Regions from separate parts of the Homo sapiens genome. Here all the other regions are linked to region 5. A link is a contact called in ENCODE Hi-C or POLR2A ChIA-PET data. All regions are on one chromosome and are shown on one strand. The core of a region is the stretch at or near the end of the contact, and the rest is flanking DNA. Distances in the headings are between cores, read along the strand shown. Region 1 holds the start of ZKSCAN3 (zinc finger with KRAB and SCAN domains 3). Region 2 holds the start of LINC01623 (long intergenic non-protein coding RNA 1623). Region 3 holds the start of LTA (lymphotoxin alpha). Region 4 holds the start of ATF6B (activating transcription factor 6 beta). Region 5 holds the start of TRIM26 (tripartite motif containing 26).

Region 1 (5,290 bases), core at 1,500-3,999, 1.9 Mb after region 5:
CTAATCTAGTCTTTAGATCCAAATACCAGTGTACAGGTGAAATATAGGAGCAAATTACATTAAAGGCTTTCAAACTTTGTTACATATTAGAATCACTGGGGAGCTTTTAAAACATCCTAATGCCTTGGGTACAATCAAGATCAATCAGCCTGGGTGCAGTGGCTCACACCTGTAATCCCAGCACTTTGGGAGGCTGAGGCAGATTTCCTGGGGTCAGGAGTTCAAGAACAGCCTGGCCCATATGACGAAACCCTGTCTCTACTGAAAATACAAAAATTAGCTGGGTGTGGTGGTACACACCTGTAATCCCAGCTACTTGGGAGGCTGTTGCATGAGAATCACTTGAGCCTGGGAGATGGAGATTGCAATGAAAAAAAAATCAATTAAATCACTCTCTGGGGGTGGGACTTTTAATACATCAATAACTTTTAAAACTTTCTAGGTCATTCTGATGTGCAGCTGAGTTTGAGATCTAATAAGTTAAAGATACTAAAAAGAAGCAATCGACCAAATCCAGAATGTGAGGCATTTTATAAAACAGAAGGTTCAAGTTCCTCAACAAATAAATGGCATTTTTACCAAAAGGAGTGGGAGGGAATGGGAACTGTCATAGATTAGAAGACTGAACAGACTTATCAAATAAATGCAAATGGTGAACCATATTCGGACCCCACTGAAAACAACAACTGTAAAAAGACTGTAAAAAAAAAAAACTCTAGAAATATTTGAGACAATTATTTGAAAATCAAGATAATGATATCAAGGAATTATTGTCAATTTTTTTGCGTGTGATCATGATACTATGATTATATTAAGATAAAAGTCCCTGTATATAAGAAATTGACACTGAAGTACTTGTACTTGTGAGTGAACTAAAATGTTTCCATCTGCAATTTGCTATAAAATGAAAGAGAAGAGAGGGACGAAATGAGGAAAAAAAAGAGATAAAGAGGGGGAGAGGGAGGGAAGGAAAGGAAGACAAAGAAAGGAGGGAGAGGGAAAGAAAGGAGAGAGGGAAAGAGGGAGGAAGTAAAAGGGAAGGAGGGAGACAAAAGGGAAGGAGGAGGAGAAGGGAAGGAAAGAGAGTGGAAAGGAGGGAAAAGAAGAATGAAAGAAAATGACCAAAAGATGATGGCTGAAGCTGAGTCATGGTTATATTGGTGTTCATTGTAACATTCTCTCTACAATTAAATGTGTTTAAATTTCTCTCCAAAATTTTAGAAAATTAAACAATGTCCTAACTTCTTTCCTTCCTGAATAATACAGCCAAAAAGCATTAAGGTAGGGTCAAGGAAGGCGAGAGAGAGCCACAGCCCAACCCAGAGTGAATCTGGAGCCCAAGTGGAATGAGGAGGGTGTCCACGGTGGGGAAGGGAGGAAGTCTATGGCAGGAAAACAACACTGATACATTTATATCATTTATTCCACAAACTCCATTTAGGTTTCACTACCTGGCCCCTACTTGGATCTGAGCCAAACTGATCACAGTGGGAAGGCACAAGATTGGGAAATTGGTTGCCAACACAAAGTATTTATCAAATCAGTAAATATACTGAAGATAAGGAAAGGAAAGTTTCTCATTAACAGAAAAGAGTTACAAGTCTATGAAAGAGCTAACCCTGTAAAAGTTGGGTTGAAATGAAGGGTGTTAGTATGAAGCCAGTTTCAGGCTAGGGCGTTCCTGGAAGCTCGAAAACTGGTGGATCTCCAGCACTAAGCAGGACATCAGATTTTTGCAAAAACCAGGGGTCCTAGTCCTTTTTCACTATTAAAAACTTCTATTGTTCCTCCTAATCTCCAGCCAAGGAAAAGGTACCCCCGAGTCTTAAAGCCTTTGAGAGTTTGAGTATCACAACGTCCAACACAAACCAGTTTTGGTCTTTGCTTTGGGATAGGCTCTTTTTCAGAGTATCTTATTTTTCCCTCCTAAAATATAGAAATCATCCATTACAAAGTGAATTGATGAATGACAGTAAAATTGAAAGCAACCGTACAAAAGCCAGTCACTAATGTGTCATCATAGTTATAAATAATAATAGTACCACTAATAAAAGCAAATCTTTAAATCATGCTTACTCTGCACCTTACCCATACGAATGCATTCAATCCTCACAACAACCCAGTGAGTTAGGGAATATTATCCCCATTTTACAAAATAGTAAAATGAGGCAGAGAGAGAGCTTAGGAACTAGTGAAAAGTCACACAGCCAGTAAGTGGCAGAGGCAGGATTTGAACCAGGTAATCTGACTCCAACGTTCTGGCTCTTGGCCAGTACCACAGAATAATTTAAAGACCTTGAAACTGACCTTGTTACCAGGCAGTGCAAAAATGTAACGGCTCCCATTCTCGAGGCTTGTCTATGTGACCCATGCATCCCGTCTCCAAATACCCTCAAGAACCGACCCGGACACTCGGTAACGGCCCTAAACAAGGGACACCCATATTGGGCTCTACGCAGGAACGCCGAGGACCACTTCATTCCGCCGCAGAGCGCCCTTCCCTCCCCCACGGCTTCTCGCAGGGGTCTCCCTCCTTGGGAGCCGAGGCTGCAGGAACTGGGGAGGGAAGGGCCTCTCTCCACAAACACACACACACACACACACACACACATACTCCTGCAAACGCACCTCTACCCGGGGACAAAAGAACTGCAGGACCGACAGGAGGAGAGCCGCGGGATGAGATTTAACCCCACAGTGGAAGGCCGACGCCGATTCACCCCATACTCACAAAGTGCTTGAAACTAGCAAACCACCCGCAGGGCGGGGCACAGAAGCCACTTCCGGGCCTCTCTAGCCACCTCCCTGACAGACTCTGTCGTTTGCTAGCTCGGCACCTTGTGTCCCCTCCCCTTTTGCTATTAAAGAGGCTTTTAAATTTTTATTTTTCCAGCTATAACTAAGGGAGAAAGGCAAGGTGCAGAATTATTTTCATAATTTGCTATATTTGCGAATAGAAGAGAGTAAAAAGAATCTAAATTATGTGTGCGTGTGTGGCACAAAGAAGCCCTGGAAAAATCGGAAAATTAATAATGGTGGTTACCTACGAGAGGTGAACGGTCAGAAACTGAGTGAAAACGGGGACAAGAGTGAGAAGGAAAGTGTTAGGGTGCATGTTTTAAATGTACTTTTAATTTTAGAGTTGATTGCATTGCCTAATTAGAATATGAATTCTAAATACATAAATTTTAAGGAACATGCTGCGTGGTTTACATAAAAAATCCAAGATAATCTAACACTCAAATTATGATGATTAATAAGAGAGTTTAGCAAGTTGGCTGGACTTTTTAAAATTCATGTTCACAATCACATTCTCCATCAAAATTATAAAAATAGAATTTTTAAAAGACATCTATCACAGAAGCAAATACTTACAAAAGATACCTGAATGGAAACATTAGTAACTTTATTCATTAGGGATAAGTAGTTGAAATATATACCTATATATATGAGACATATATATACACCTATATATATGAGACATATATATACACCTATATATATGAGACATATATATACACCTATATATATGAGACATATATATACACCTATATATGAGACATATATATACACCTATGTATATGAGACATGTATATACACCTATGTATATGAGACATGTATATACACCTATGTATATGAGACATGTATATACACCTATGTATATGAGACATGTATATACACCTATGTATATGAGACATGTATATACACCTATGTATATGAGACATGTATATACACCTATGTATATGAGACATGTATATACACCTATGTATAAGACATGTATATACACCTATGTATATAAGACATGTGTATACACCTGTATATGAGACATGTATATACACCTATATATATGAGAACTCAATATCATAAAGATATCATTCCTTCCTAAATTGATACACAAATCCAGTACAAAGCAAATCAAGATTCCAATTGTGCTCAGTGGAACTTGACTAGTTGATTTTAAATGTATATGGAATAATGAAAGAGTCACGAATCCGAGACATTTTTAAAACAAATGAAGGAGCTGCAGAAACTTGCCCTATATAATTTATTATAAAATTATAGCAGCTAAGACAATATAGTATTGGCACAACTACAGACAAATAGACCAATGAAACAGAACTGAGGACTGAGCAACAAACATGTATGTGTGGATGCTTGATATATGGTGGAAATTGCATTACAAATCAGTGAGGAATAAAGGAGCTACTTGACAAATAGTACTGTAATATTTGGATATCTAAATGGAAAAATGAAATAAAATTGGGTTTCTACTTTATATGTTGCACAAAAAATCAATTCCAGTCAGCTAACTTTCAGACTTTTAAAAGAAAATTTAGAATAATTGCTCTTTTTTCTATTCACAAGTTTGCTTCTATAGAATCATTTTTTTATGAGCTCAAGTAAAACAAGATTTCTTTTAAACTGCATAAACATACAAACTATAAGGAAAACAATAAATAAATTTGACCTCATTAAAAATTAAAACTATATCAAAAGATACTAGAAACTAATGGTAAAGACAATTAAATTAAAAGGTTGGGAGAAGATATTTGCAACACATATAGTCAACAAAGGATCAGTCCACTGAATATATAATAAACATCTACAAATGAATAAGAGAGAAAAAAGCCAACAATCATACAGAAAAAAAATGGCAAAAAATATGCACAGGCAATTCCCAGAGAGGAATCTCGAATGACCAATAAACATAGCATATACAGTTAATCATTAGCAATTAAATAAAGGCAAATTTTAAATCATTTTATACCAACACCTGAGTAATAACATTTGCTGATAAGAATGTGAAAATTTTGAGACTGTCATACACAGTTGCTGGGACTATAAATTGGTACACTCATCTAAAAAAGCAATTTTGAAATATATAGTAAAGTTGAAATATATGGTAAACCTGAAAATGATACACACATTGGCCCAGCAGCTTCAAAGTACTTACCCTGTAGGAGCTCTTGTACATAAACAAAAATGTTAATTGACTAGTCTAGGCCAGACATAGCTTTAGATGCTCAGGATATAACAAGGGCAATAAAAGGTAAAGACCCCTGTTCTCATAGAGCTAATGTTCCAGGGGAGACTGAGCCAAAAAAATAATAATAATAAACAAAAACAAACAAAAGAATTAAGCAGAATAAATAAATACATAAACTGGAATGGAAGTTGATAAGCACTGCGATTTTTAAAAAGGGGAAGGAGAGGAAGAAAAAGAAGAAAATCAGGGTAGAGAGATCAGAAGTCCTGGCATGAGAGGGGGCTAACTGCAATACAAATAAGA
Region 2 (5,548 bases), core at 1,130-3,629, 1.3 Mb after region 5:
TTTGTGTCTAGCTCAGGGATTGTAAACGCGCCAATGAGCACTCTGTGAAGATGGACCAATCAGCTCTCTGTAAAACAGACCAGTCAGTTCTCTGTAAAATGGACCAATCAGCAGGATGTGGGTGGGGCCAGACAAGATAATAAAAGCAGGCTGCCGGAACCAACTGCGACAACGTGTTCGGGCTTTTTCCCACGGTGCGGAAGTGATTTTTCGCTCTCTGCGATGGATCTTGATTGTTCTTTGGGTTTACACTACGTTTATGAGCTGTAATTTGTTGATGGTCTGCAGCTTATCTTTTGAAGTTAGGAAAAACATGAATTCTCGGGCAAGAACAAACAACTCCGGAGGCGCCGCCTTAGAAGATGTAACACTGACTGCCAAGGTTTGCAGTTTCACTCCTGAGCCAGTAGAAGACCAAACCACCAGAAGGAAGAAACTCTATAACACATCCGAACGTCAGAGGGAATGAACTCTGGCTACACCGCATCTAACGATTGTAACACTCATCCGGAGGACTTGTGGCTTTCTTGAAATCAGTGAGATCAAGAACCCGCCAATTCCGGACACAATGTTTTACGAATTGTGTGTTAGTAGGAGTTGCTCCTTACAACTGCTATTTCACAAACATTTATTCCTTGATATAACCTGCCACCACTAGAATTGCAGTCACTGATTCACCAAAAATAAATCAATCATGTCGTTTTTGCTGATCTTAACTTGAGGTGCAGCTCATATTTTTTTCAATATTTAGTGTTAGAAGTGTTTGGAGTCCTTATTTAGAAATTTGGTGTTTTTGTGATCAGACATTTGCCAAGAAAATTAACTCTTAAATCAATTAGTCTAGTCTATGGTAGAATTAGTTTTATTTTGCTTAAAGTAATAGTTTCCAAAAACCAACTGACAATAAGTGAGGACTTCCTATATTTTTATGCTTAGGTTTGATGAAGTGGATAGTCCCATAGCAGTATAATTGGATAAAAGGGGGTATGATCTAATGGTTATAAACTGGGGTGAACTTAGCAAAGCCTGTTTATTCAGGTTCTCTTTGGCATCTCTGTGTCTTCGTTTATTTCCTCCAAGTACATTTTCTCCCCTCTGAATTGACGGTCTTATCACCTACTTTAATTGGAAGATCAGGTAGCTTTCATGGCCCGCTTCACGGAACAAGGGCCCAGAGAAAAACGTTTCTGCTTCTGCTGTTTTCTCAAATGCCGAGGTGTCGTATTTTGGGAGTAGTGTGACCTGAACCCAGTCAAAAGACGTCCGAGTCTTTCTAATCTCTGGGTCATAGGGTCGCCTTTGGCCTATGCATTGTACGTATACAGTATGGCATTTCGCATGTCTGTCCACTTCTAGGCGCACAGTCCAACTGGCTTTGACTGGTCAGGAAGGCCAGGCCTGGATCTGGGGTTGGTACTATAGGTTAGATGTTTTCAGGTTTTGAAGGAGAAACAGGTCCCTTAAGGATGAGAGCGAATCAGAAGAAGACAGACAAAAAAGGATTTAGGATTTGTTCCAGAAGCTCATTTCTGGATTGACTGTCGTACCAAGGTTTGGCGAACGGCGGCAAGCGCTTGCCAGTTTGTCGAAGAGTGGAGAGGTCAGTTGTGCCAAGGAGTGGAGAGGTCTAAGAACTCTCCAGGAGCACGGAGGGTTTATGCAGTCATAAATCGCCTTGCTTCTGCATACTTTTTATTCCGTGGAGGATTCCGCCCGGGCGATGGCGCCATAAATGCAGGTGCGTCCTGGCTCTTTTCTCTTCCCAGTGCGCATCTCGGCGACTCTCACCACCCGAGTCTCAGAGCCCGCGAAACGTAGCGTGCCAGGTTCTCCATCCCGAGGCTGGGCGCGGGAACCTGCAGGGGCAGTAACTACGACCGGGACAAGCCGATCTGCAATTCCCCTCCTGTTTTCTCTGCCCCTTGGACTTAAATTCCCACGGCGGCGTTTAGGGCTTTCGTTTTATCTTTCTGCGTTATGCTCGCGGTTTCCTGGCAACCTTTCCAAGCAGAATCACCCCATCACAGACCTTTCTCTGGGGGGCGGCCAGGCAGGACGGCTCCCTTATAAACCCCGATAGGTGGTTGTCGAGCGGCCGTCCGAGAGGGTGACCTGCAGCGGGAGATCCCAGGCCCAGCACGGGACTTTCGATATAACATTCAGTTTTCCTTCTCTCAGCGCAGTCAGGAAACAATATCCAGTATAGCGAATTCAAAATTAAGTTCGACAAAATATGCTTCTTGGCACGACCGATAATAGTAACAGGTCATAGAAATATTTTGGCCCACGTTGAGCGTTGGGGGGTGTAGCTCAGTGGTAGAGCGCGTGCTTAGCATGCACGAGGCCCCGGGTTCAATCCCCGGCACCTCCAGCTTCATTTTTCTCCCGCCTTTTCTCCTAGATGTGCCTTGTTTGCAAAATCATGTCTATCATGTCCACGACTCGCCTCAATTTTTTTTCTTTTGTTTTTGTGGCACTTTCATTCTCTCTCAATTCTTCAAATTCACATGGAAACCAAGGAAAACAAGCTCCGTTTTGCTTTCAATATTGATGCATTTCTGCTCTAAGGCTTTGACACCACCCTGGGTGGCTGTGTCAAGAGATGAAAGACAAAATGAAAGAGGCCGCGGAAGCACAGACTGGCAGAATTCCAAAACCCGAAAAACAAGCAAGGCACCAAATTAACAAGCCCAATCACATTGGTTACATTTCCCAGTATTATCGAAGATCAAGCAAGAAAGAAAAAGACAGAAAACAAATGCGAAACCACAGGTAATTTTTTACAATTTATTTTAGATCCTTTCTTTTTTGAGCTGTTCCTTGGTCAAGGGACAGACCCAGAAAATAGGAAAACTGTCCCACGGATTTCCCCACCACTCTCTTCCCATCGCAATCTCTTTTCTTTTCCCCCATCAGGTGTCCTCTTGTTCGTCCGATTTTAGACTTTGTAAGCTTTTTGTAGGCTTTTTTTTTTTTTTTTTTTGGAGACAAGAGTCTCACTCTGTCTCCCAGGCTGGAGTGCAGAGTGCAATGGCACCATCTCGGTTCACGTGCAAGCTGTGCCTCCCAGATGCAAGTGATTCTCCTGCCTTAGCCTCCCGAGTAGCTGGAATTACAGGCATGATGCACCACCATGCCCGGCTAATTTTTTTTTTTTTAGTGGAAACGGGGGTTTCACCATGTTGGCCAGGCTGGTCTCGAACTCCTGAACTCAAGTGATCCACGATCCACCCGCCTCTGCCTCCTAAAGTGCCGGGATTCCAGGCGTGAGCCACCACGCCTGGCCTACTTTGTATGCATTTCTTTGACTCATTGTTATTGTTTCTGACTTTATTAGGGTAACTTTTATTAAAGCATAATGTAAGCTTTGGATCCAAATAGAAGTTCTTTATTGTGTTAAATAAATTGAAGCCTTCGTATCTGGCTGACTTGAAGCAGCACTTAGCTAGTTTTAAAAGATATGGAAGGCAATCAGAAAACAAAGATACATATCCCCACTCCCTTCTCTTCCCAATTCTAACCGCAGCTCACATTTTGAAGGGCCTCACACATGCATGTGTGAACATCTCAACATATTAGCGGTGGCAGTTATCTGTAAGGAGTCTGCAGCAACATTAATTCTTGCCTCCTCAGGAGAAGGAAAGAATTCGATTGAGGAGCATAATGCCGAAGGAGAGACCGAGGCAAGTCTTAGAGCAGGGGTGAAAAATTATTGAAAATATTTAGAGCACTAATGAAGGAAAGTACACTTGGAAGAGGGCCAAGCAGGCGACTTGAGAGACCAAGTGCACGGCTTGACCTCTAGACCTGGGGTCGTAAACGTTGGCATAGTTCCTAAATCTTGTGTTATTTCTCCCCACTCCTGAGATCTTATTGGGAAGTGACCGACCACCAGTTTCACGTGTTTTCTATCTGTTAAGAAACTGCCTTTCTCTGTCAGAGGAAGAATCAGTTTAAACTTTATAGATTTCTTTTAAAACGTATTTATTACAAGTCCCCAAGAGGGCTTTATTTTTGCTTTCACACATCCTGTTTTTCAGCTTCCTTGGCTCTTTTTGCCCATATGCCGAAGAGCCGAGCATTGCCGCCAAGCATTGGCACCGGCCATGCGGAGACTAGCGAAAGCTTTGCAATTCCTCTACTTCTCAGTGATGACTCGGGCTTTCTCCTTACATTCTTGATGGGCATGACCGGTCCTGTCAGCTGGGTGGCCAATTTCTGTTCTTCAGCAGAACTGTCTCCCTTCTTGGGGGCCGAGGGCTTTCTGGGGAAGAGGATGAGTTTGGAGCAATACTCATTCAGACGCTGCACATTGGCCTGCAGGGAATCGGTGGACTTGTTCTGCCTCCTCGGATCCACAGAGATGCCAGTGGTCCGGGTCACCTTCTTGTGAATGCCCGCCACCCTGAGCTCCAGGCTGAAGCCTCTGCCGGCGCGCACCTTGATGTGATAACGCACAGCAGGGCACAGCACAATGGGCCAGATGGGTCCCGACTCTCCGGGCGCGGGGCGATGCAGCGCCCTTTGGCTTGCCGGGCCTTGATTCTGCGGATCTTCTGGTTGAACCACGTGGCCACACGCTGCTGCCAGTCCTTGTGGAAGTGGGGCTTCAACATCATGCCATTCCTGCTGGGCGCCATGGCTGCCTACGGCCCTCCTACGAAGGAAACACTTTATAGATTTCTATAGCAGTGTTACATAGTAAGGTTTTATGGCGAGTTTTGTAGCATGGATCATACTACCTTAGGACTGATGGTAAAGTTTTAGTCTAAGGAAAGCTCTGAAAATTTGAAAATGTGTAACCACCCAATGAGTTCAGCTTGCCCACTGCCTAGACAGAACCATTTATCAAGACGGGCATGCAAAGCCGGCTGTGTGGGAGACCCGTTTTATTATTATTCAAATCAGTCTCCCCAAGTGGATTGCAGTTTTTAAGGATAATTTGGTGGGTAGGGGACCAGTGAGTTGGGAAAGTTGATTAGTCGGGTCGGAGATGAAATCAGAGGGAGTCGAAGCTGTCCTCTTGTGTTGGCTTAATTTCTGGATGGGGGCCACAAGACCAGATGAGCCAGTTTATCGTTATGGGTGGTGCTAGCTGATCCATAGAGTACAGGGGCTGCAAAATATCTCAAGAACTGATCTTCGGTTTTACAATAGTGATGTTATCCTGAGGAGCAATTGGGGGAGGTTTAGAATCTTGCAGCCTCCAGCTGCATGACTCCTAAACCATAATTTATAATCTTGTGGCTAATTTGTTAGTCCTGCGAAAGCAGTCTAGTCCCCAGGCAGGAAGCGGGTTTGTTTTGGAAAGGGCTGCTATTGTCTTTGTTTCAAAGCTAAACTATAAACTAAGTTCCTCCCAAAGTTAGGTCAGCCTACGACCAGGAATGAACAAGGACAGCTTGGAGGTTAGAAGCAAGATGGAATTGGTTAGGTTAGATCTCTCACTGTCTCAGTTGTAATTTTGCGATGGTGTTTTCAAATGTTGATTTAAAGAAGACCATAAATTTGTGTTGCTTTCTCAGATTTTGAGAATAAGGACAAAAAG
Region 3 (5,608 bases), core at 2,819-5,318, 1.4 Mb before region 5:
CAGACACCCTATCTTCTTCTCTCCTTATCTCCCCCATCTCTCTCCTTAGCTGTCATATTTCCCGCTCTTTCTGTCTCACCATCTTTATTCATATCACTTGTTTCTTCCCCCATCTCTCTTCTCACACCCCACATCTGTCTCCATATCTTATTTATATATCTGCTTGTTCATTCATTCATTCATTCATTCACTCCATACACACTTAGTGAGCACCTTCCATGTGCCAGACATCCTGTCTCTCCATCTTTCTCTCTCTCTCTTCCCCATCTCTTGCCACATCTCTTTCTGCATCCCCGTCTTTCTCCACGTTTTTTTCTCTCCATCCCTCCCTATCAGCGCACATCTTTCACCCATCCCATCTCTCTCCCTCTCTTGCGTCTCCATTTCCCCTTGGGTGGGAGAGTGGATGAAGGCTGGCCAGGCACTCACCTCTTCCCTCTGGGGGCCGATCACTCCAAAGTGCAGCAGGCAGAAGAGCGTGGTGGCGCCTGCCACGATCAGGAAGGAGAAGAGGCTGAGGAACAAGCACCGCCTGGAGCCCTGGGGCCCCCCTGTCTTCTTGGGGAGCGCCTCCTCGGCCAGCTCCACGTCCCGGATCATGCTTTCAGTGCTCATGGTGTCCTTTCCAGGGGAGAGAGGGTGGAGCCGTGGGTCAGTATGTGAGAGGAAGAGAACCTGCCTGGCAGCTTGTCAGGGGATGTGGCGTCTGAGGGTTGTTTTCAGGGGGGGTCTGTAGTTGCTTCTCTCCCTCTTAGCTGGTCCTCTGCTGTCCTTGCTGAGGGAGCGTCTGCTGGCTGGGTGTGCCAACAACTGCCTTTATATGTCCCTGGGGCGAGAGGAGGGCGGGGAAAGAATCATTCAACCAGCGGAAAACTTCCTTGGTGGAGAAACCCATGAGCTCATCTGGAGGAAGCGGTAGTGGGCCCTGCACCTTCTGTCTCGGTTTCTTCTCCATCGCGGGGGCGGGGATTTGGAAAGTTGGGGACACACAAGCATCAAGGATACCCCTCACACTCCCCATCCTCCCTGCTCCGATTCCGAGGGGGGTCTTCTGGGCCACTGACTGATTTGTGTGTAGGACCCTGGAGGCTGAACCCCGTCCCCATGCCCCTCAAAACCTATTGCCTCCATTTCTTTTGGGGACCAGGTCTGTGGTCTGTTTCCTTCTAACTTCCAGACAGGATGCAGGAAAAAGATAGAACTAGAACTGGGAGGGGCTTCAGAAAGCTGAGTCCTTGAGGGAGAGAAAACGGGGTTGGAGGGAAAAGCTGTGTTGAGTCCTGAGGCCTGTGTTTGGGTCCCTGCGGGGAGAAGGAGCTGGGGGCTTGGTGGCAGGCTTGAGGCCTCAGGAAAGGCTGGGTGGGGGTAGCAGGGACAAGCCTGGGACAGCCCCGGGGAGTGAAATCACCCCCGGGAATTCACAGACCCCACTGGGGCAGGCCTTCTTCTTTCATTCTGACCCGGAGACTCATAATGCTGGTTTCAGTCTTGGCTTCCAAGGAACTCTGGGGTCCCTGATTTTTTTCATGAAGCTCTCACTTCTCAGGGCCCCAGTGTGTGGCCATATCTTCTTAAACGTCCCCTGTATTCCATACCTGGAGGTCCTGGAGGCTCTTTCACTCCCTGGGGCCCTCTACATGGCCCTGTCTTCGTTAAGGGGGGGTCCCCATACTCGACTTCCATAGCCCTGGACATTCTCCTACCCATTGCTGTGGTCACATCTCCCCAGAGGTCTCCTGTAACCCATTCCTCAGAGCCGCTACATGTGGCCATATCTCCCAGGAGCTCCCTGACCCCCGCCCCTCCAGACCCTGACTTTTCCTTCATCTTCTCAGCTTCTCCTTTGCTTCCCCTGCAGCAGTCTGGCGGCCTCACCTGGTGAGTCCATCACATATCCCTGAAGCTCTCTGAGCCCTTATCCTTTTGTTCTCCCCACAGCTCTTGCTCCCTTTGAGCCCTCTGTCCCTCCCTCCATTCCTTAGATAGACTGGGAAGTTCTCACTCCCAGACACACACACACAAGCAGACAGCATTTCAGAGAAAAGAGGTTTATTGGGCTTCATCGAGGGTGCAGATGCCTCCGTGTGGGGCTCTGGTCGGCAGCTGGCTTTCAGAGCCTTTCCCTGCCTTCTGGGGCCCTGTGATCCCTCATGCCTACTTCTTTCTCTCTTGGTCAGCCTTGTGCGCATGCCCTCTCACTCTTCATCTCTTGGGCCTGTCTCTGTTTCTCCTTGGATGTTCTTCTATTATTCCCCTCTCTCCATCCTCCATAAATAAATAATTTAATTTTTTTGCCTTCATAAATAGTCCCCTCCCTGCCTCTAGTCATCCCCCAAGCTCCTCCATGTGCCTGCTCTTCCTCTGTGTGTGGATCTAGGCCCCACCTAGCTGGTGGGACAGACCAACAGCTTTGGGCTGGGAATTCCTAGGCAGGCTTGAAATCCTCAGCCAGACAGACATCAGGGATGGTTCAGGGAGGTGTGGTCCCCTGGGATGCCTAGAATTCCTTCTTTGAAAGCTCCGGTGACTTGATCAGGGAAGACTTGAGCTGTTGGAATGGCCAAAGGAGAGGTGGTGACGACCCCTGAAATGGTCAGAATGGAGGCAGAATGGGGAGAAGGTCTTGAAATCAATTATTTTTTCTTTCTGGATTTTTCCAAGTTCTACAGAGCGAAGGCTCCAAAGAAGACAGTACTAGGGCTGAGGACTAGGTGGGGGATGCCATCTGTGTGGGTGGATAGCTGGTCTCCCTGGGTGAGCTGGAACGCAGCCCCGTGGTACATCGAGTGCAGCCAGGGTTCCTGCAGCCCTGGATACACCATCTTCTGGGAGCTGAGGAGAGGCACATGGAAGGGGTACTGGGAGGAGAAGAGCTGGACCTCATGGGCCAGGTAGAGTGGGGAGGAGGTGGCCTTGGGAGAGTAGGCTTTCCCAGAGAAGACCACCTGGGAGTAGACGAAGTAGATGCCACTGGTGGGGACCAGGAGAGAATTGTTGCTCAAGGAGAAACCATCCTGGAGGAAGGCACGGTCCGTGTTTGCTCTCCAGAGCAGTGAGTTCTGCTTGCTGGGGTCTCCTAGGAAGAGCCATAGGGGATGGGGGTGGGAGATCAGGGGTCTGGATCAGAGGTCTCAATCCCTGAGGAAGTGGGCACTGAACAACTGAGTTCCTGGGGGATGGCAGGGGGAGGCATAGGAGTGGGCTCCCTCTGTTTTTTTTAGCGTGGGGGAAGTTGGGGGAGAGGGGTGGATGCTTGGGTTCCTGAGGCAGGGGTAGGAGGAGAGCTGGTGGGGACATGTCTGGGAGGTCAGGTGGATGTTTACCAATGAGGTGAGCAGCAGGTTTGAGGGTGCTGTGGGCAAGATGCATCTTGGGGTGCTGACGGGCAGTCTGGGCAGCTGAAGGTGTGAGGCCAACACCAGGGAGCCCCTAGGGGAGAACAGAGTTGAGGGGGGCTCTAGGGCTCAAGGTTTGGCTGAGCCACCCCAGCAGCCCCCATTCTCCTGCTGCCTCACCTGGGCCCCAGGCAGCAGAACCAGCAGCAGCCCCAGAAGGAGGAGGTGTAGGGTGGTGCCACACACCCTTGGGAGGAAGAGACGTTCAGGTGGTGTCATGGGGAGAACCTGCAGAGAAAGAGAGAGAGAGAGAGAGACAGTGAGCGGGGCGGGGCACGCGGCGGAAGACAGACCTCCCGCCCTGGGAGAGAGCACCCCCCGACCCCCGAGAGAGAGATCGACAGAGAAGGGGACAAGATGCAGTCAGAGAAACCCCAAGGTGAGCAGAGGGAGACAGAGAGAGACAGGAAGGGAACAGAGAGGAATCATGGCAGAAACAGAGAATGTGTGACAGAGACAATGAGACTGACAGATGGAGAGTCAGAGACAGAGAAGGAAACCAAAACCAAACCCACCAAGGCCCAGGCCCAGGCAGGCCGGGGATCCAGGCAGCAGGTGCAGGAGGGACCGAGGCCCAGGCAGAGGGCAGGACACTGCTGGGCGGTAGTCCAAAGCACGAAGCACGGGCAGCCCAAGGAGATGGGGCAGGAGAGCCTCACCTGCTGTGCGGAGCCCCTGGGCCCGGACGCTCAGGTCCCTTTATAGAGGAAGCGGCAGTGGCAGCGTGGCAGGCAGCGGGCGGGTTCTAGGTCGGGGCTGGGGCCCGGGGAAGCCCCCAGGGCTTAGAAGATACTGCTGTTTCAGTCAAAGGCAGGAAAGGCTGAGGCCTAGGAGAGAACCACAGGCTGGGGGTTCAGGCGACTGAGTTCTGGGAAAGGGAGTCGGGTCAGGGGAATCGTGGGCTGGGAGGGCCAGGGAGTGGGGTCAGGCCTAGAGTTCCAAAGAAGGGACAGTCAATTCAGAGAGGAGGTGGTTGAGCAGCTGGGGTGTGAGCTGGAGGCCCGGTTCCCTGAAGAGCAATCATATATAACATCTCTGCACCCTTGGCTGAGTACAGGCTTCTCTCTTTGCCCATTTCCTTCTCTTGTACCCCTGTCCTTGTCCCAAACAACTCAAATCATACTTGTCCCAGTATACGGACTTTCCAGCCCATCTGGCAGGTTTCACATCAAGAAGGTCCATTATATATCCCCTTCATCGGGGACATTCTGGTGTTTGCCTCTTGTCCAGGTGAAAATATTAATGGATCCCCCTTCCACTCTTGAAAGTGTCCTAGTTTGGAAGATAAATTTTTTGGTCCCCTTACTCAGAGATGATGCTGGACAGTCAAGTATGATGAGGTCTCATCTCACTCCTGAAGGATGCCCTCCATCTCTTCCTGACTTCAGGTGGCTTCCACAGAACAGATTTATATAACCCCAAATAAACACACATTCCAGGATCAATGTGGCAGACACCTTCCAAAGTTTTCTACAAAGGAAGTTTCAGAATTCCACATGGGTGAGGCTTAAGGGTGGTGACTTAGGGTGGGGTGGGGACAGCTAAGGGACTTGTTCTGAAGCTGCATTTGCAGAGCCAATACATTATTTTAAAATTGTTCCAGGCCTGGTGCAGTGGCTCACACCTGTAATCCTGGCACTTTGGGAGTCTGAGGTGGGCGGATTACTTGAGGTCAGGAGTTTGAGACCAGCTGGCCAACATGGTGAAACCCCATCTCTATAATAAATACAAAAATTAGCCAGGCGTGCTGGTGCGCATCTGCAGTCCCAGCTACTCGGGAGGCTGAGGCTGGAGAATTATTTGAACCTGGGAGGCGGAGGCTGCAGTGAGTCAAGATCGCACCACTGTATTCCAGCCTGGGGGACAGAGCAAGACTCTGTCTCAAAAAAAAAAAAAAAAAGTTTCCAAAATTTTTTTCCTTTTTATTGATATGTAACTTAGGTATGAGGTGGACACCTCTTAAGTGTACAGCTGATGAATTTTTCCATCTGTATGTAGCCACCACCCAGCTCCACGTATTTTCAGGTCCCCAGCAGGTTCCCTCATGCCCCCTCCCTGCTGATACCCTCCAAAGATAACCAACCACTCTCTCACTTTTATCACCATAGATTATTTCCTCCTGGTTTGGGGCATCATATAAATGAAATCACACAGAATGTACTCATTTCTGTTTGACTTCTTTCAGTCAGCATTATGTTTGTGAGATTCATATA
Region 4 (6,033 bases), core at 775-3,274, 1.9 Mb before region 5:
CCCAGTTGTTCCGCCCCCTACCCCCGCCTCCCGCACCGCGCCCCTCTCCGGCTGCCCTCTCCGCGTGGGGCAAGGCTCCGAGGGCAGCATTCAGTAGCCATTTAGCTTTGGAAGGAGAGGTGATTCGAATGGCCCGGCTCCTCCTGTCACCATGCTAGGCACTTTGGCCGCGCAGGTACTTATTGACCCGACCGGGTGTCCGTAGTTGGCGCGGCTACCTTAACCGCAGGGAATTGTGGAATTTATAGTTCTAAATTATATGTGGGTGGAACGGGGAAGCTGGAGCAGATTTTTGGAGGAAAGCAAAACTGGGGACTTTCAGGACTAGGGGCCTGGGTCTCAGAAGAATGGGAAAGGACGAGAAAGGAGTCTAAATAAGAACCCTGCTATTAGCATTGTTTGGTTTTCTTTTCAGGTGCTGACCTGAACCTGGTTCATCCCTTTCTGACCAAAACTGTTCACTCACCGTGGAAGGGACTAAGCATCCATATGGAGACGCCACCAGTCAATACAATTGGAGAAAAGGACACCTCTCAGCCGCAACAAGAGTGGGAAAAGAACCTTCGGGAGAACCTTGATTCAGTTATTCAGATTAGGCAGCAGCCCCGAGACCCTCCTACCGAAACGCTTGAGCTGGAAGTAAGCCCAGATCCAGCCAGCCAAATTCTAGAGCATACTCAAGGAGCTGAAAAACTGGTTGCTGAACTTGAAGGAGACTCTCATAAGTCTCATGGATCAACCAGTCAGATGCCAGAGGCCCTTCAAGCTTCTGATCTCTGGTACTGCCCCGATGGGAGCTTTGTCAAGAAGATCGTAATCCGTGGCCATGGCTTGGACAAACCCAAACTAGGCTCCTGCTGCCGGGTACTGGCTTTGGGGTTTCCTTTCGGATCAGGGCCGCCAGAGGGCTGGACAGAGCTAACTATGGGCGTAGGGCCATGGAGGGAGGAAACTTGGGGGGAGCTCATAGAGAAATGCTTGGAGTCCATGTGTCAAGGTGAGGAAGCAGAGCTTCAGCTGCCTGGGCACTCTGGACCTCCTGTCAGGCTCACACTGGCATCCTTCACTCAAGGCCGAGACTCCTGGGAGCTGGAGACTAGCGAGAAGGAAGCCCTGGCCAGGGAAGAACGTGCAAGGGGCACAGAACTATTTCGAGCTGGGAACCCTGAAGGAGCTGCCCGATGCTATGGACGGGCTCTTCGGCTGCTCCTGACTTTACCCCCACCTGGCCCTCCAGAACGAACTGTCCTTCATGCCAATCTGGCTGCCTGTCAGTTGTTGCTAGGGCAGCCTCAGTTGGCAGCCCAGAGCTGTGACCGGGTGTTGGAGCGGGAGCCTGGCCATTTAAAGGCCTTATACCGAAGGGGGGTTGCCCAGGCTGCCCTTGGGAACCTGGAAAAAGCAACTGCTGACCTCAAGAAGGTGCTGGCGATAGATCCCAAAAACCGGGCAGCCCAGGAGGAACTGGGGAAGGTGGTCATTCAGGGGAAGAACCAGGATGCAGGGCTGGCTCAGGGTCTGCGCAAGATGTTTGGCTGATTAAAAGTTAAACCTTAAAAGAGACAGGAACTTGTGAATTGTGGTCTGTGCTGTGAGATTTGGGGGTGGGGGGCCAGAGGGAAGGTTTCAGCCCATATCCCATTCTCAGCTTTTGGCTTCCTAGGGGAGGTAGCAGTGGTCACAGTGCGCCCCTTTTGAGGGGCTTATCTATCTCCGAGGACACATAGAAGCTGTCTAAACTAAACTTAGTAGTGGCTGGGGGAGATGGTGGACCTTAATACTGGGTACTACATCTCCCAGGCGCTTTATCACTGGAGCCTGTTTGGCGCATGCGCTTGGCGGTATGGCACTGTCTGGAAGTTACTTCCTGCTGCTGTGCTCCCATTGGGCCCGCCTACACAGTCATCCGCATCTGTTGATTCACGTGCTCAGCACCCAGGTCTCTTACTGGTCGGTAGAGCTTCCGGGACGCCCCCTTTTTTGAAAGAGTCAACTGATTAGTTGGTGATGGGGAGAGGCGGGCCTTGGGAACCGTCTCCTGGTTGGGGGGTGGGGGGGAAAGATGGCGGAGCTGATGCTGCTCAGCGAGATTGCTGACCCGACGCGTTTCTTCACCGACAACCTGCTTAGCCCGGAGGACTGGGGTCTGCAGAGTGAGGCACCGGGGAGGGGAGAGGGCTGTGGCAAACTGTCCCTGAGGCACGCGGGAAAGAAGCGGGGGCCTAAAGAGGAAGTCTGGGCAAATACGGAATCCGCCATCTGAAGGAGAGCGGAGCAGGGGGCTCGTTGTGCATTAAGGGGGATACAAAAGTCAGGGAAGAACTCTGCTCCCTGCTGGAACGTCGAGTTGTTCCGGGGTCGGGGAAGGAGGGGCTGAAGCGCCCTGGTTGTATCACTTTTCAAGTGGGCGGGCGGTGGGTCTGGCCGAGCGGAGCCAATGAGGGATGGGGCGGGGGCTTGTGTGCGATCTGTAGGCTGGGGCCACCGAACGACCCCCCGACGCTCAGCATTTCTTGCAGACAGCACCTTGTATTCTGGCCTAGATGAAGTGGCCGAGGAGCAGACGCAGCTCTTCCGTTGCCCGGAGCAGGATGTCCCGGTATTGTGTCCCCAGCCTTTCTCTAACCCTTGGTGGGTGGAAAGTGAGCCCAGAACCTGGACCCATTCACAGGCCATAACTCATCTGGAGTCACCCCTACTTTCTCATCCTTTCTCACACTCCTGCCCTCTTGTATCCTCCCTTATTTAGTTTGACGGCAGCTCCCTGGACGTGGGGATGGATGTCAGCCCCTCTGAGCCCCCATGGGAACTCCTGCCGATCTTCCCAGGTAAGGTAGTCTTTGTCGTTCCCTCAGATTTCCAGAAACCCTCATCTTCCCACTGTTTCCCAGAAACTACGTAGCTTCCTATATCCTCACGCTTCTACATAAGTGCCTATCCTCTCTCCTTCAATCCCCTATTTTTGTTTCTTCTCCCTTGCTGCGGTACAGGAATCCCCACCGACATGTCCTTGGGTACTTTTTGGACTCTTCTTAAGCTCTGCTTCCTGATAATTTCTAACTCCCTTTCCTCCAGATCTTCAGGTGAAGTCTGAGCCATCTTCCCCCTGCTCTTCCTCCTCCCTCAGCTCCGAGTCATCGCGTCTCTCCACAGAGCCATCCAGCGAGGTGAGAGAGCCATATCCCTCTTACTCTCTGTGACGGGGACTCTGCTTCATTCCCTTCACCCGTGGGTGACAAAGAAATGATTTAAATGATTTGTGTGCTATGAGTCATGAGGTGTGTGAGGTGTGGGGGGCCTTCTCCACTACCTTTGCCGTTTCCTTAATATCTTCATTTTCCACATCCCCTTTGGTTATCTAGCAGTGAAGATTTTTTTGTTTGTTTGTTTTTTGTTTTTTGCTTTTTTTTGAGATAGGGCCTCCCTCTGTCACCCAAACTACAGTGTAGTGACAGGGTCACAGCTCACTGTAGCCTTGACCTCCTGAGCTCAGGTGATCCTCCTGCCTCAGCCTCCTGAGTAGTTGGGACCACAGACACATGCCACCATGTCTGGCTAATTTTTTTTATTGTTTGTAAAAATGGGGTCTTCCTATGTTGCCCAGAGTGGACTTAAACTCCTGGGCTCAAGTGATCCTCCCACCTTGGCATCCCAAAGTGCTTGGATTACAGGTATAAGCCACCACGCCTGATCTTGGGTCTTTTTAATATAAAGAGTTATGTGGGGCTGGGAAGAAGAGAGTTATTGACTGCTGAGAATTCTGGAACTGTTCTTGCCCAAGTTGTCCACTCTGAGGCCATATTTGAAGTCATGAGACTTCATCAATTCTCCCAGAAATAAAGTAGAAAGAATGAACAGGTTAGAAAGATGGTCAGTACCATTCAGACCAGAATGTCAAATAATTGATGGCTTGTAAGCCCTAAACTTCTAAAGCTTTTGTTCTCGCTCTTACTGTCAACATCTCCCTTGTTTTTTGCCCTTCTTTCTGCCCCCTGCCCCACACCAACTCTCACCCAGGCTCTTGGGGTAGGGGAGGTGCTCCATGTGAAGACAGAGTCCTTGGCACCCCCACTGTGTCTCCTGGGAGATGACCCAACATCCTCATTTGAAACCGTCCAGATCAACGTTATCCCCACCTCTGATGATTCCTCAGGTAATAAAACAGCCTGCCCCCAATCCTTGGCTCTACTACGGGAGAATGTGTTATGTGTGTGTGTGTATGTGTGTAGATGGAGGGGAAGTGCAGGCAGCAGGACAGGGAGAAAAAGGTGGGGAGGGGAAATGGCAGAAAACCAGGAGGGAAGGCAGGAAGGAGAGGAAACATTTCAGGGAACCACAGCAAGGGCAGTGCTGAGGAGATGGATATTATTTTTCTCTCTTTTTCTTGTTCCTAGTATTCTGTCATGCCATTCAACTTACTTTTTAAAAACTTGTGAGCAGTTTAGGGCATATGTATCTGTGTGATTCCCCTCCACCCAACATTTTATTATAAACATTTTTGTTGTTGTTGAGACAGAGTCTCACACTGTCGCTCGGGCTGAAGTGCAGTGGTGTGGTCTCAGCTCACTGCAACCTCCACCTCCCAGGTTCAAGTGATTCTCCTGTCTCAGCCTCCCAAGTAGCTGGGATTACAGGCACCCACCACCACGCCCAGCTAATTTTTTGTATTTTTAGTAGAGATGGGGTTTCACCATGTTGGCCAGGCTGGTCTTGAACTCCTGACCTCATGAGTCGCCTACCTCCGCCTCCCAAAGTGCTGAGATTACAGGCGTGAGCCATCGCGCCCAGCCCATAAACATTTTTAAACATACAGAAAGGCTAGAACACCATATACTAAACTAGATTCTACAATTAACATTATTTGTTCTATTTTTAAAGTGTTCCCAAGTTTATTTACTCGTAGCTGTGTATTTAGTAAATGTTTATTGATGTGATCATATCTGAGGTATAATAATTATAAAAAAGAAATATTTATTAAGCACCTACTCCATGCCAGATACTGAGCAGCATGCTGGGAATGCAAAGATGAACAAGACCTGACCACCATGCTGACTTTCAAACCCTGTGATTTGGTAATGGGAGAAAGACAAGTACCAGTCAATACAGGTGTGGTCATTCTAGGATAGAAATCACTAGAGGTGGGGCTGGGTGTGGTGGCTCATGCTTGTAATCCCAGCACTTTGGGAGGCCGAGGTGGGCGGATCACGAGGTCAGGAGATTGAGACCATCCTGGCTAAGATGGTGAAACCCCGTGTCTACTAAAAATACAAAAAATTAGCCTGTAGTCCCAGCTACTTGGGAGGCTGAGGCAGGAGAATGGCATGAACCCGGGAGGCGGAGCTTGCAGTGAGCCGAGATCACGCCACTGCACTCCATCCTGGGCAAAAGAGCAAGACTCCGTCTGGAAAAAAAAAAAAAATCACTAGAGGGTACCATGAAAGCTCATAAGAGGGGACATTTCATCCACATTGGCGCTGAATCTGGGATGTGCCCCTGGAAGAAGGGTTTCCTGAGAGTTTTAAAGGACACGTAGAAATTAGCCAGGAGGACAGTGTGGGGGTTGACTTGTGTCTGAGGACCCTGCATTTCTTCAGAGTGGATGTAAGAAGGATTTGGGGAGTGATGTGGAACTGCAGGGGCTACAGGGCCAGGTGGGGCCCCTGCTAAGGGGCTCTTAGCTTTTATCCTGTGGATAGGTGGGGGCCTTTGGAGAATTAAGCAGGGAAGTAATATGATTAGGAAGATGATTCTAGTGGCAAAGTAGAGAATGGGTTGCAGAGGGGCAGGGCCAGAGGCAAGAGAACCAAGGAAGAAGCTTATGCAGTTGATCAAGTAAGATATTCGGATGTCATGAAGAAAGCAGACTTGAGAAAGAATGAAGTGGAATAGATGAGTTGTGACCTCCTGGACATTGGAGAGAGGTAGGAGTCAAAGAGGTTTGTGGCTAGGATGGCTGTGGGTGGGTGATGTTACTGTTCACTGGATGGAGACTGCAAAAGCAGGGGCTTTCTGGTCAGGGAAGATGATGAATTC
Region 5 (5,874 bases), core at 2,193-4,692:
GCATAGGAGAGGATGCCTGTTATATAAGGGGCCTCAGATGAAGGAGGGAGAAGGAGGGAGCAGGTCAGAGAGTGACCTTCCTAGATTTTGTGGCCTGCTTCAGGGAAGAAGGGGCGAGGGGAACTCTAGTTTCTATGGCCTGCTTCAGGGCAGAAAGGAGCAAGAGGTCAGAGAAACCTTCCTGTTTCTGCTATTTTCTCAATTTCCAAGGTGCCATATTTTGGGGTGGCATTTCCTGTACCCTGTCATATACAAACTCATTTTTAGACAGCGGCCTTTAGTTCCTCCTGAGGTTAAACCAGAGCTGCTCAAGGAATATACCTACTAAATCTTCTTGCTCCATTTAAGATATTTATTTCAAATGCAAATAATTATACCATACCCTTTGGCCTAGTCAGCACTGATTCACTATTTCAAAGCTTTACATTTAAGCCTCATAATAACCGTACGAAGCAGATCTAGCTACTTCCATGTTACAGAAGAAGAACCTGTGGCACACAGAGGTTGAGCAGCTGCCCCAAAGCCTCACAGAATGTGGCAGACTGGAGAATTCAACGCAGAACTCTTACCCAGCCCCATATGCTGCCTTGGCCTCCATCTGGTATGACCACAGAAATGGAGAGCTGGAGGAAGGAATTTCAACTCTGCTTCAGAACCTTAAATGAAGCAGGAAGCTGTAGAGGGGCACAAAGCTACAAAGCTGCTCCAAAGCTGTCTCCTCCAACACAAAGCAGAAATTGTGTTCCCAGCATCCATTTCTGTTACCCTTACTTGGACTTGAGAAGCTGTATCAATCAAGATGTAGTGTGGTGGGAGAGGGACTCAGTGCATGACTGATACCCAGCCAAGCAGGGCCAGGCAGCTTTAGAAATGCCCACACTGGGGAATTGAACAATGAGAACACATGGACACAAGAAGGGGAACATCACACACCAGGGGCTGTTGTGGGGTGGGGGGAGGGGGGAGGGATAGCTTTAGGAGAGATATACCTAATGCTAAATGATAACAAACCTGCACGTTGTGAACATGTACCCTAAAACTTAAAGTGTAATAATAATAAAATTTTTTTACAAAAAGAAAAAGAAATGCCCACACTGAGCTCATTTCATTTAACAAACATTTATTTACATGGAAGCCATGTGCATGGAAGACAGGTGTTGTCTCAACTCTCTTGGGGCGTACACTGAGGGGGAGGAAGATCGAAAATAAACACATTGACAAAGAAATGAACAAGGTGCTTTCAAATGGCAACAAATGCATGAAGAAAGGGAAACAGAATAATGCATGATGGGGAACTGGTTTCAACTGGGTGAGGGAGGAAGACCTTTCTGAGATGTAGACATGACTGACAAGAAGCGGGCAGCCATGCAAGGGGCTGGGGCAGGGAGTTTCAAGACCAGGTGTAAGGTGAAAGCACAGGGACCGAGGGAGAAGTGGCATGAGGGAGGTCAGAGAGTTAAGCAGAGCTGTCATGTCAGGAGCCCCAGCCCCTGCAAGAGTCTTCCATGCCCCTCTAAGTGTGCTGAGAGGATAGAGAATTTTAAGTGGGGTGGTGGATTTGTGGCTGGAGTCTGCCCAGAATGGTCTGTGAATAGGCCAAAGACCTCAGGACAGGGAGAAAACGCTTAGTGGCACAGCATTATTTTTTATTTTATTATTATTTTTTGAGACGGAGTCTCGCTCCGTCCCCAGGCTGGAGTGCAGTGGGGCGATCTCGGCTCACTGCAACCTCCGCCTCCCGGGTTCAAGCGATTCTCTTGCCTCAGCCTCCTGAGTAGCTGGGACTACAGGTGCGCGCCACCACGCCCGGCTAATTTTTGTATTTTTAGTAGAGACGGGGTTTCACCATGTTGGCCAGGATGGTCTCGATCTCTTGACCTCGTGATCCGCCCACCTCGGCCTCCCAAAGTGCTGAGATTACAGGCGTGAGCCACCGCGCTCGGCGGCAGAGCATTATTTAAGGAGCATGTTAAACACACTTTCTTCCCACACCACCAACTAAAAAAGCAGGTATCAAGAGGGTCTAGGTAGGTGCTGAGACCACCTCCAGAGCACAGGCCCGCCAGAGTTGTGCTCAGCAGGTGAGGTCTACACTCCTCTCAGCCCGGAGGGGCAGCGTGAGTTATACTGCTGGACAAAGGGGAAAAAGACAAAATGCTGGGCTGGGGTAGAAGGGAAGGACGCGGGTGTTAAATGTGGGCGTGGTTTCTTCTGAATGTCCCACCCACTCCACTATACATTGCTTAAATGCAGTGCAAATTTCCCTACCCCCAGCGGAGGAGGGGTGAAGATTCAGCAGGTTTTAGGGTCTAGGACCCTGAGCTCCTCCATTCATGAATACCCAAACAACTGTAGCCCACCCTCTCACCACTGCCTAGGCGGACGACCAGTGTCCCCAGCTAGATCTCTACCCTTAGGAGCAGGGCACTGGCTGACCCGGAGAACCTGCGCCGCCTCTTCTCAGCCTGCTGCCAGCCCAGTGCACGAGCTGAATGCCGCTGCCGCCTGGCTGGCCGGGAAAGACGGGGATCTTGACGCGGCGGCGCCTGGGACACGGCAACCGCAGCACAGGGCATGGCCCTGCGGCTGGACCGGACGCGGCGGCTGCAGGCAGAGCAGGAAGAGAGCGCAGGCTGGGCAGCGGCGTACGCTTCGGCGACGTCAGCTTCCGGGGCCGTGGACGGGGGCGCGCCCGAGCCTCCTGGAAACCTCCCCACCAAGGACCTGGGGAACCCAAGTCTCGGCCCGCTTTGTAGCCTCTGGTTTCTAAATTCAGCGTCGAGGAGCGAAAACAACCCCCCTGAACTGGGCCCAGACCCTTAAGCTCCTGGAACCTCAGTTTTTCCTTCCGTCGAATGGCGACAATGGCTGTCTGGTTGAACGTTATTTTACCTAGGAAGTAATAATTTTCGTAAATAGGTCTCTGAGAGTATTTGCTTGCTAAAATCCTGCTTTGTCCTGGAAGCAAATTTAGGCCACGTTAGGGGCGGGGACTTCGTATTTGATGTTGAGCACCTGGCGAGCGCCACCTTCGCCTCAAAGCGCCCTCGGACCCTGATCCAGCATAAGGCCAGAGTTGGGCAGTGAGGGGTCTCGAGAGGTGGAAAGGGGATTATTGCCCTCTCAAGAGTCCTACGTAGGTGACTCCTAAGCCTTAGCATTTACTCCCTTAGACCGTGTAACAGGCCACCCCAATTACGCGCCAAACTCAGGCTGCGGCTCTTGGCGCAGCCTCGGTCCCGCCTGATTTCAGTTTCCATTTCGCTGCCCCTGGTGCCCCACCGCCCGCGGCTGTCTGGGGATTTGCCCGGTGATCAGTGACGTAAAAGAGACTAAGGTTCCCATTGGATGGCGAAGTTCGGCAGGAGCCAATCCCGGGGCTGGTCCGGGAGAAATCTCGGCGAAGGGCCCCGAATAGCCGGGAGATTACGGGGCGGGGACGAGCTGTCGCGCTGGTTGCTCGTGCAGGAGCGGGACCCGGAACAGACCGCCGTGAGAGAGGAGGGGTGCCGGCCGGGATTCGCGGCCCGGAGCTCGGGACCGGTGAGTAGGGGGTGCACATGAGACATACAGCGAAGCAACAGTCTCGTACGCTCACCGGGTTTGGGGCGACCCAACGCAGCCGCCGGGCCCGGGTTCAAAACGGGGCCAGGCCCCCGGGCGGGCTCAGGAGGGGGTCAAGTTCGCTGCGTCCTCCCTGCCAGCCAGATCCCTCCTGTTTGCTTGTCCTTACATTCTCCCCCTCCTCTTGGGTCTTTCTCGCTTTCTGGTATCCTACTCAGACTCCCATCCATTCTAGTCTGCGGAACCAGAAGTAAGCGGGGCCTGGATGACCGTCCGGTTGCTTGGAGCCTGGTAGATAGGCGACTAATCCAGCTCCCTGACCAAAGTGTCATGCTTTCTTTCTCTTTCTTTTTTTTTTTTTTTTTTTTGTTCGGAGTAAACCGGTTTAGCCACAAATACTTGGAGCTGTGCTTTCACTCCTTCCAGCTCATTAGCATTTTTCTTACTGATTTTCTCCCTATTTGGCCTTAGAAAAAAAGTGTAAATTTAACTCTGTGGAGTAAATGGGAGGGACACACTTCCAAATCTCCAGTAGATTTCAAATTTTGACCCACGATTTGTGTGTACTTCAAAAGAGGGGAGAATGACATTCGTTTATGCATGCCTTAACCTCCTGTTTTTAACTCTTAGCTGAAATCATAATCCCTAACATGTTTTTCCCCAAGTTCAAAAAAATCACCTTTAAAAAAAATAGGCTTTTTATGTTTCAAAAATTGCAATTTTATTGTTTAAGTAGACTTTATTTCTTACAACACTTTTAGATTTACAGAAGAATTGAGAAGATAGTACAAACTTCCCACATGCTCCAAACCGGATCCCCTGTTATTAACATCTTACCTCAGTGTGGTACATTTGTTGCAGTTAACCAATATCAATACATTATTATTGACCAAAGTCCATAGTGTGTTCAGATTTCCTTAGTTTTTACCTCAGTACTTTTTCTGTTTCATGATCCCATGGAGGTTACCACATTACATTTAGTTGTCATGTCTCCTTATGCTCCTCTTGGCTGTGGGAGTTTCTCAGACTTGTTTTGATGACCTTGACAGCATTGAAGAATACTGGTCGTGTATGTTGTAGGATGCCCCTCTATTGGAATTTGATGTTTTTCTCCTAAGACTGGGCTTATGGGTAACTGGGAGGAAGACCACAGAGGTAGATTGCCATTATCATCCCATCGTATCAAGGGCATGTACTAACATGATTTATGACTTAATATTGATTTGGGTGAGATAGTGTTTTTCAGGTTTCTCCACTGTACAGTTAGTCTCTTTTCCACTCTTTGCGTGTATTGTCCTCTTTAGAAGGAAGTCACTAAGTGCAGCCCATACCTAGGGAGCCAAGAGTTATATTCCCCCTTCTTGAGGGCAAGTATCTACATATTATTGTTTGCAGTTATTCTGCATGGAAGATTTGTTTCTCTCTTCCCCCAATTTATTAATTTATTCAATCATTAATTTCAGTGTAGACTCAGGGACATTTATTTTATACTTTGGTTTATAATCCAATACTACTTAATTTTGTTGCTCAAATTACTGTGGCTTTGGCTGTTGGGAGCTCTTTTCACATTGGCTCCTGTGCTCTTTCATAGTATTTTTATAGAGCTTTTTGCTAATGAGACACTCGTACTTATGTGACCTTGCCTCAACCTCAAATAGCCTGGTAAACTTGGCAAAATATTTTCCCCTTGTTAAGAGGTAAGGAGACTGAAGGCCTAAGGCAGTGGGTGACTTCTTAGATATCACTTCCTGCAGGGGAGTAACAGGTTGGACTCAGATTGTGTGTGACCACCACAGAAGACACTGCAAACCCCCGAAGAGAGTCCATGGTCTGTATTGAGGCTTCTTGGAATGACTTCAGACTTGGACCCCCCCAGGATCAGAATAGAAAAGACACAGAGAATGGGAAATTGGTTTGAGAAGACAAAAACATAAATTGGCTGGCATCAGGATGAATTAGATTTTGCCAGCTTTATAGAAATGGAATTTTGTTCTTCCCCCCAAAATTGTGTGTGTGTGGAGGGAGGCCAAGAGATATCTAGGTAATGTGTGTGGGCAAGAATGTCTAATCTAAAGAGAGCCCTGGAAGCCTGCTGCTGAAGCAGAATTTTAATGTGGGAAAGGGGGGTGTGTAGTGAAAGGGGGAAGAATGGAGATGGCAGGGCTCTGGAATTAGAGGAGGTCATTCATTTCACAAACATTTGCAGACCCCCTACTTTGTGCCAGATATTGGAGATAAAAAGGTCAGTGAGGCATGACCTTTGGGTTCACATTCTGGTGGGAGAGAAGACAGATAAAAATATCAATTACA

What was found. Hi-C counts contacts between places; a loop is a spot of excess contacts on that map. ChIA-PET counts read pairs that join two places held with the same protein, here RNA polymerase II (POLR2A). Pooled maps may share reads with other maps.
Region 1: a map of right cardiac atrium shows a loop between it and region 5 (12-fold over the local background). The contact joins the promoter of ZKSCAN3 here to the promoter of TRIM26 in region 5. A Hi-C loop is called at or near these places in 1 of 168 maps with a recorded cell type or tissue (right cardiac atrium) and 1 of 50 pooled maps. POLR2A ChIA-PET finds 5 or more read pairs at or near these places in 1 of 52 experiments (OCI-LY7).
Region 2: a loop to region 5 is called in a pooled map, with 5 times the contacts of the local background. The contact joins the promoter of LINC01623 here to the promoter of TRIM26 in region 5. A Hi-C loop is called at or near these places in 4 of 50 pooled maps. POLR2A ChIA-PET finds 5 or more read pairs at or near these places in 2 of 52 experiments (activated CD4-positive, alpha-beta T cell and activated CD8-positive, alpha-beta memory T cell).
Region 3: a loop to region 5 is called in a pooled map, with 4 times the contacts of the local background. The contact joins the promoter of LTA here to the promoter of TRIM26 in region 5. A Hi-C loop is called at or near these places in 5 of 50 pooled maps. POLR2A ChIA-PET finds 5 or more read pairs at or near these places in 2 of 52 experiments (PC-9 and T-cell).
Region 4: a map of naive thymus-derived CD4-positive, alpha-beta T cell shows a loop between it and region 5 (30-fold over the local background). The contact joins the promoter of ATF6B here to the promoter of TRIM26 in region 5. A Hi-C loop is called at or near these places in 1 of 168 maps with a recorded cell type or tissue (naive thymus-derived CD4-positive, alpha-beta T cell) and 6 of 50 pooled maps. POLR2A ChIA-PET finds 5 or more read pairs at or near these places in 2 of 52 experiments (GM12878 and T-cell).

The regions. Positions count from the first base shown.
Region 1 is chr6:28,347,406-28,352,695 of GRCh38, reverse strand. ZKSCAN3 (zinc finger with KRAB and SCAN domains 3) reads right to left here and starts at 2,749. Exons shown (of 6, transcript NM_024493.4): 1 at 2,629-2,749. It also overlaps a transcript of ZSCAN31 not described here. RefSeq lists an enhancer at 2,455-2,814.
Region 2 is chr6:28,860,508-28,866,055 of GRCh38, reverse strand. It overlaps LINC01623 (long intergenic non-protein coding RNA 1623), which reads left to right and starts at 2,379. Exons shown (of 2, transcript NR_033379.1): 1 at 2,379-2,772; 2 at 4,041-5,548. TRA-AGC2-2 (tRNA-Ala (anticodon AGC) 2-2) reads left to right here and starts at 2,300; the gene lies at 2,300-2,371. It also overlaps the pseudogene RPL13P. RefSeq lists an enhancer at 1-187.
Region 3 is chr6:31,570,749-31,576,356 of GRCh38, reverse strand. LTA (lymphotoxin alpha) reads right to left here and starts at 4,068. Exons shown (of 4, transcript NM_000595.4): 1 at 3,911-4,068; 2 at 3,516-3,623; 3 at 3,324-3,429; 4 at 2,033-3,076. The coding sequence starts at 3,614. The coding sequence ends at 2,664. It overlaps LOC100287329 (a long non-coding RNA gene), which reads left to right and starts at 3,654. Exons shown (of 2, transcript NR_149045.1): 1 at 3,654-3,774. TNF (tumor necrosis factor) reads right to left here and starts at 792. Exons shown (of 4, transcript NM_000594.4): 1 at 430-792. The coding sequence starts at 615.
Region 4 is chr6:32,124,237-32,130,269 of GRCh38, reverse strand. ATF6B (activating transcription factor 6 beta) reads left to right here and starts at 2,024. Exons shown (of 18, transcript NM_004381.5): 1 at 2,024-2,153; 2 at 2,520-2,599; 3 at 2,750-2,828; 4 at 3,076-3,167; 5 at 4,018-4,153. The coding sequence starts at 2,063. It overlaps FKBPL (FKBP prolyl isomerase like), which reads left to right. Exons shown (of 2, transcript NM_022110.4): 1 at 1-175; 2 at 416-1,563. The coding sequence starts at 490. The coding sequence ends at 1,539.
Region 5 is chr6:30,210,974-30,216,847 of GRCh38, reverse strand. TRIM26 (tripartite motif containing 26) reads left to right here and starts at 3,442. Exons shown (of 10, transcript NM_003449.5): 1 at 3,442-3,543. RefSeq lists a silencer at 2,582-2,764 and an enhancer at 2,223-3,111.